Linked DNA regions of Homo sapiens: region 1 is linked to region 2. Evidence: read pairs that join two places in POLR2A ChIA-PET (ENCODE). Cell type or tissue: OCI-LY7. All regions are shown on one strand. Each heading gives the region's core, and the rest is flanking DNA. Links, peaks and the distances in the headings are about the cores only. Region 1 overlaps TP73 (tumor protein p73). Region 2 overlaps LINC02780 (long intergenic non-protein coding RNA 2780).

Region 1 (2,905 bases), core at 270-2,769, 330 kb after region 2:
CCTCCCAGGTTCAAGCGATTCTCATGCCTCAGCCTCCTGAATAGCTGGGACTACAGGCACGTGCCACCACGCCTGGCTAATTTTTTGTATTTTTAGTAGAAACGGGGTTTCACCATGTGGGCCAGGATAGTTTCAATCTTCTGACCTCATGATCCACCCGCCTCGGCCTCCCAAAGTGCTGGGATTGCAAGCGTGAGCCACCGCGCCCAGCTGCCCTCGTTTATGCCTATCAGGCAAGAGCTGGAGAGGGGACCATGCGGATGTGCGCACTGTCTGTTTTCTGTGGCTGCCGTAACCAATGACCACACAATGAGCAGCACAGAATGAGATAAATTTACTCTCTTACAGTTCTGTAGGTCAGAGTCCGAGATGGGTACCAGGGAGCTAAAGCCAAACTGCGGGCAGGGCTGGCTGCTTCTGGAGACCCCGGGAGAATACATTTCCCCCTCTTCCTGTCTTTGGGGGGCCCTGGGAGAATCCCTACTCCCCTGTCTTCTCTTGGTTCTGGAGGCCCTGGGACAATCCCTACCTCCCCGTCCTCTCCTGCTTCCGCAGGCATATTCCTTGGCATGTGACACTTTCCTCCATCTCTGAAATGCATCCCTCCAACCTCTGCCTCCATCATCAGCTCCCTCTCTCACCCCTCTTGTGGGGCCCCCTGATGACACTGGACCCACCTGGATCCTGCCAGATGGCCTCCCCATCTCAAAATAGCTGAATCACGGTCCCCTTTGCCATGGGAAATAACATAGACACGGGTTCTGGGGATTGGGACGTGAAGACCTTTGGGGAGCCACTTTTTTTTGCCAACCATAAATGTCCCTCATTGAAAAACATCTTTTCTGAGCCCTCTGTTTGGGGGTCAGTCTGAAAGCCGCCCTGGGAGAGACGCCCGCATGGCACTGAGTCGCGTCTGCTCAGAGCACCATCCCCACCGCCAATGCTTACTCACTTCCGAGCTGAAGGGCTTCTGGGACGGTTTGTTCCTGCTCAGTGAGACACACAGGACAGGCCTCTTTGAGGTCAAAGGGCACCCTAGCCTGCAGCCAAGGCCAGGGAGGTGGGCAGGAGGTGGTGGGGAGGGAGCCAGCAGAGGGACCATTAAAAGCCCCCCGCCCACGCACCCACCTTCACTGTCAGACCCCTTCCTTTCTCCCCACAGCTCTTCAGTATTTGCCAGCAGGTCCCTCTGTGTGCATCAGTGAGTTCCTGAGGGCATGCCGCAGAAGTGAAACTGTCAATATGACCCATAATTACACCCCACCAACACACAGCTTACTCTGCACCAGGCACCATTTTAAGATTTTACATTCATTAGTGTGGGATACATAGCAAGACCCTGTCTCTAAAAGCAAGAAACAACAAAACTAAATTAACTGGATGTGGTGGTGTGTGTCTATGGTCACAGCTACTCAGGACACAGGCAAGAGGATGGCCTGAGCCCAGCAGTTGGAGGCTGTGGTCAGCTGTGACTGCACCACTGCACACCAGCCTAGGCTGCAGAGTGAGATTCTCTCTCTCTCTCTCTCTTTTTTTTTTTTTTTTTTTTTTTTTTTGAGACAGAGTTTTGCTCTTGTTGCCCAGGCTGGAGTACAATGGTGCGATCTCAGCTCACCACAAACTCCGCCTCCTGGCTTCAAAAGCGATTCTCCTGCCTCAGCCTCCCAAGTAGCTGGAATTACTATACCCAGCTAATTTTTGTATTTTTAGTAGAGATGGGGTTTCACTGTATGTTGGCCAGGTTGGTCTCAAACTCCTGACCTGGTGATCCACCTGCCTTGGCCTCCCAAAGTGCTGGGATTACAGGTGTGAGCCACCTTGCCTGGTGATTCTGTCTCTTAAAAAAAAAAAAAAAAAAAAAGGCCGGGCACGGTGGTTCATGCCTGTAATCCCAGCCACTCAGGAGGCTGAGGCAGGAGAATCGCTTGAACCTGGGAGGTGGAGGTTTCAGTGAGCCAAGATCATGCCACTGCACTCCAGCCTGGGTGACAGAGAGAGAAATTGTCTAAAAAAAAAAAAAAAAGAAAAGAGAGACAAACCAAAGGACCTAGGGGTCAGAGTTATGAAACTTCAAAATACGAATGATTTCCATGCACCCCACTCATATCAAGTCCTTCCGGTTTTAAAGTTCTGTTTTGCATAAATTACTAACCGTATACTTCATCGTCAAGAGTAGACTCTTTCTGTTATTCTAATACTTTCAAAGACCAGACTGACCAGCTGAACATTAGACAATGAATTCTTGGAGTTATACTGGCCTCAATCTTACAACGGTGTATTTTGCTATTTTTATCAGAATTCATCATTTTCATATTAATCCAATTAGCATCCTGTTTACCAATACCTCATTTTTTAATTTGCAGCTTCCTTCTAAAAGCTTGGGGGGGACTTTCACAACTCGATCTGTCCTCCCTCATTACTGCCAAATAATTAGTCAAGGAGCCGTCCCTGATCAAAAATTAAGAACCCAGAAGCAAGTTGGAGCATGCCTCGCTCCAGAAGAAAACATGACAGGAGACTCTTGTAATTATGAGGGGACTGGTTGGTAGTCATGATGCAGCCGGCAAAGACTGTGATAGCAGGAAGGAGAGACCTGCACTGAATCGTGAGCGTGGCCGATCACAGCTCATTAACTAGCTTGGAGTTTGCATCTCCTGTTTAACTGACAAAGACCGCAGAGTCTTTCCTCTGTAATTTGGGGGCTGACTTCACCCTGCATTGTGCATGGTGCAAATTGCGAGGACCATAAAGAGAGGATGGTGAGTTGCCTTGCCCACTGAATCGTGCACCTTATCTCGGTCATCGGATTCACAGGAATCACCTGCCTCTAAAGAGGGAGCACATCTTCCCTTTGTAGCCTGACCGCATCTGGTAAGGGTGGCTGGGTTTTCTGCAGAAGAGATAC
Region 2 (2,905 bases), core at 267-2,766:
ATTCATCCTCTCCAAGTTAGAACGGAATATAAATTGGGCGCCTCGGGGACCTGCAAAACTTGAGAGTATGTTATGTTAGGAATTGGCTTTGTGGCCATAAATTATGTAACAGCTCCCCGATCCCAAACCAAGCTGGTATTTTCACTATGGTGTAAATAAAAACGTTAAATGGTTTTTCTAAGTGTTTGATTTTTCATCTGTGGTTTATTCACCTACTAAATTTCTGTAAAGGCCCATTTATTCAGCTTTGGGGAAAATACATTAAGCAGTTGTCCACTTGGCAGCAATGGTGAGAAGCCTCCCAGACAGGGAGGGCCTCCCAGGTCGCCTCCGCTGGCTGACAGCTGGCCGCGCTCCTAAGCCTCTCAGCCTCAGTTTCCCCACGTATAGAATGGAGAGCAAAATTGTCATTTTCCAAAGGGCTACTTTCCAAGTTGAAAACAAGGAAACAGGAGCAGCAGAGGAATCGCCTGTTGCTGCAATGCCTGATGTTTAGGAAGAGTCAGTACAGGTAACAATGATGCCTTCTGGACCACGGCACCAGGGAGTCACATAACTCCAGTTAGAATATGGTACTGACAAATACACTAGGTGCTGACCAAAAAGAAAAAGCACTCCATTTGGTAGCACAAAGGAGGTTTCCTTTAAGACCCAGAGAGTACTTTGCCCAGAAACTCCTTTGTCCGACACTCAAGGCCTCCAGGAGTCCTGACACCCACCTGGCGTCCCACCAGCTATGCACCTCCCAAGTGTCTGCAGCCAACCTCCAGCCTAAATGCACCCCAGCACGCTCATCCCAGCCCCTGCCTGCTCAAAGCTGAGGCTGAAGGCAGATAGGTCTGGGTCCAGGTCTGGGCCCCGAAACTTACAGCTTTCCAGCTCTCCACTTTGTTTCACTGGAAGGAAAGGGAGCACAGAAAGGGCCTGGCTCTGGGGCTGCGGCAGGACTCAGTGCAGCATCCCCCACCACCACCCCAGGTCCCACCTGCCCGGCCCTACCCTCAGTCCCTATGGAGTTGCTGTAGCTGGGACTGGGCACAGCCTGCTGGCAAGCCATGCTGAGGCGAGAGCCCACCTTCCCCTCCTGGAGTCTCCTGCCACAGCTCAGTATCCCACAGTCATGAGGCGTTCAGTGGCTGCACACAGGTGTCACCACTATCCCGCCTCCACCAACGACATATCCTTCACCAACAACATCACCTCCCCAACAACTTCACCTCCCCAATGGCTTACCCCCATGACATCATCTCCCTAATAACATTACTTCCTTATGGCATCACCACTGCCACAACATTGTCTCCCCCATGGCATCACTTCCCCATCACATCACCTCTGCATGACATCACCTCCCAATGGCATCACCTCTCCCATGACATCACCTCTCCCAGGAAATCACCTCCCAATGACATCCCCTCCGCATGACTTCACGTCCCCATGCATCACCTCCCCATGACATCACCTCTCCATGACATCACCCCTCCATGACATCACCTCTCCATGACATCACCTCTCCATGACATCACCTCTCCCATGACATCATCTCCCCTTTGACATCACCCCTATGACATCACCTCCCCATGACATCACCTCTCTATGGCATCACCTCCCCCATGACATCACCTCTCTATGGCATCACCTCCCCATGACATCACCTCACCATGCCATCACCCCTCCATGACACCCCTTCCCCATAACATCCCCTCCCCATGGCATCCCCTCCCAATGGCATCACCTCCCCATGATATCACCTCTCTATGACATCGCTTCCCCATCACGTCCCCTCCCCATGGCATCACTTCCCCAACACATCCCCTCCCCATGCCATCACCTCACCCATGGCATCACCTCACCCATGATATCATCTCCCCCATGACATCACCTCTCCCCAAAGCATCACTGCAAGACACCAGCCTCTTCAGGAAATAATATGAAGGTAAACTTTGTTAAGAATCCTTGTTTTTCAGCTGGGCACAGTAGCTCACACCTGTACTCCTAGCACTTTGGGAGGCCAAGGCAGGCAGATCACTTGAGGCCAGGAGTTCAAGATCAGCCAGGCCAACATGCCAAAATCCCATCTCTAGTAAAAATACAAAAAAAAAAAAGCTGGTTATGGTGGCACATGCCTGTAACCCCAGCTACTCGGGAGGCTGAGGCTAGAGAATCACTTGAACCTTGGAGGCAGAGGTTGCAGTGAGCCAAGATGGCACTGCTGCACTCCAGCCTGGGTTTTTGAGAGAGCAAGACTCTCTCTCTCAAAAAAAAAAAAAAAGAATCCTTGTTTTTCAACAGTTAAGCCAAGAGCCAAATCAGGAATGCAATCTTATTCACAATTGCCACAAAAAGAATAAGATATCTAGGAATACAGCTAACTAAGGAGGTGGAAGATCTCTATAAGGAGAACTACAAATCACTGCTTAGAGAAATCAGAAATGACACAAACAAATGTAAAAATACTCCATGCTCATGGATAGGAAGGATCAATATCATTAAAGCAATGTATTCAACAGTATTCCTGTCAACCTACCAATGACATTCTTCACAAAACTAAGAAAAAACTATTTTAAAATTCATATGGAACCAAAAAGGAGCCCAAATAGCCATGGCAATACTAAGCAAAAAGAACAAAGCTAAAGGCATCACACTATCTGACTTAAAACTATACTACAGGACTACAGTAACCAAAACAGCATGACACTGATACAAAAACAGACACCTAGATCAATGGAATGGAATAGAGAGCCCAGAAATAAGGCCACACACCTATAACCATCTGATCTTTGACAAAGCTGTCAAAAACAAGCAATGGGGAAAGGACTTCCCATTCAATAAATGGTGCTTGGATAACTGCCTAGCCATGTGCAGAAGACTGAAACTAGACCCCTTTATTATACTGTACAAAAAAAGT

The links. ChIA-PET counts read pairs that join two places held together with the same protein. Peaks named below come from ENCODE experiments on the same cell type or tissue, not always from the same donor. Only the 100,000 strongest peaks of a DNase experiment are listed, where the experiment ranks them.
Region 1: POLR2A ChIA-PET joins it to region 2 with 17 read pairs; 1 of 35 experiments calls an interaction of 5 or more read pairs at or near these places.

What each region holds. Positions count from the first base shown.
Region 1 is chr1:3,664,776-3,667,680 of GRCh38, reverse strand. The region is part of intron 1 of TP73 (tumor protein p73); the gene reads right to left. All of the region lies in intron 1 of TP73-AS3 (TP73 antisense RNA 3), which reads left to right. Among named protein-coding and RNA genes, the nearest start is that of TP73-AS3, 2.7 kb to the left of the region's middle. RefSeq lists an enhancer at 955-1,204. In OCI-LY7, for the core only: no CTCF peak of the experiment used is centred there; DNase peaks (open chromatin) are centred at 270, 960 and 1,230; H3K4me3 peaks cover 1,015 bases; H3K27ac peaks cover 1,758 bases.
Region 2 is chr1:3,990,880-3,993,784 of GRCh38, reverse strand. All of the region lies in intron 2 of LINC02780 (long intergenic non-protein coding RNA 2780), which reads right to left. Among named protein-coding and RNA genes, the nearest start is that of LINC02780, 16 kb to the right of the region's middle. In OCI-LY7, for the core only: no CTCF peak of the experiment used is centred there; a DNase peak (open chromatin) is centred at 1,514.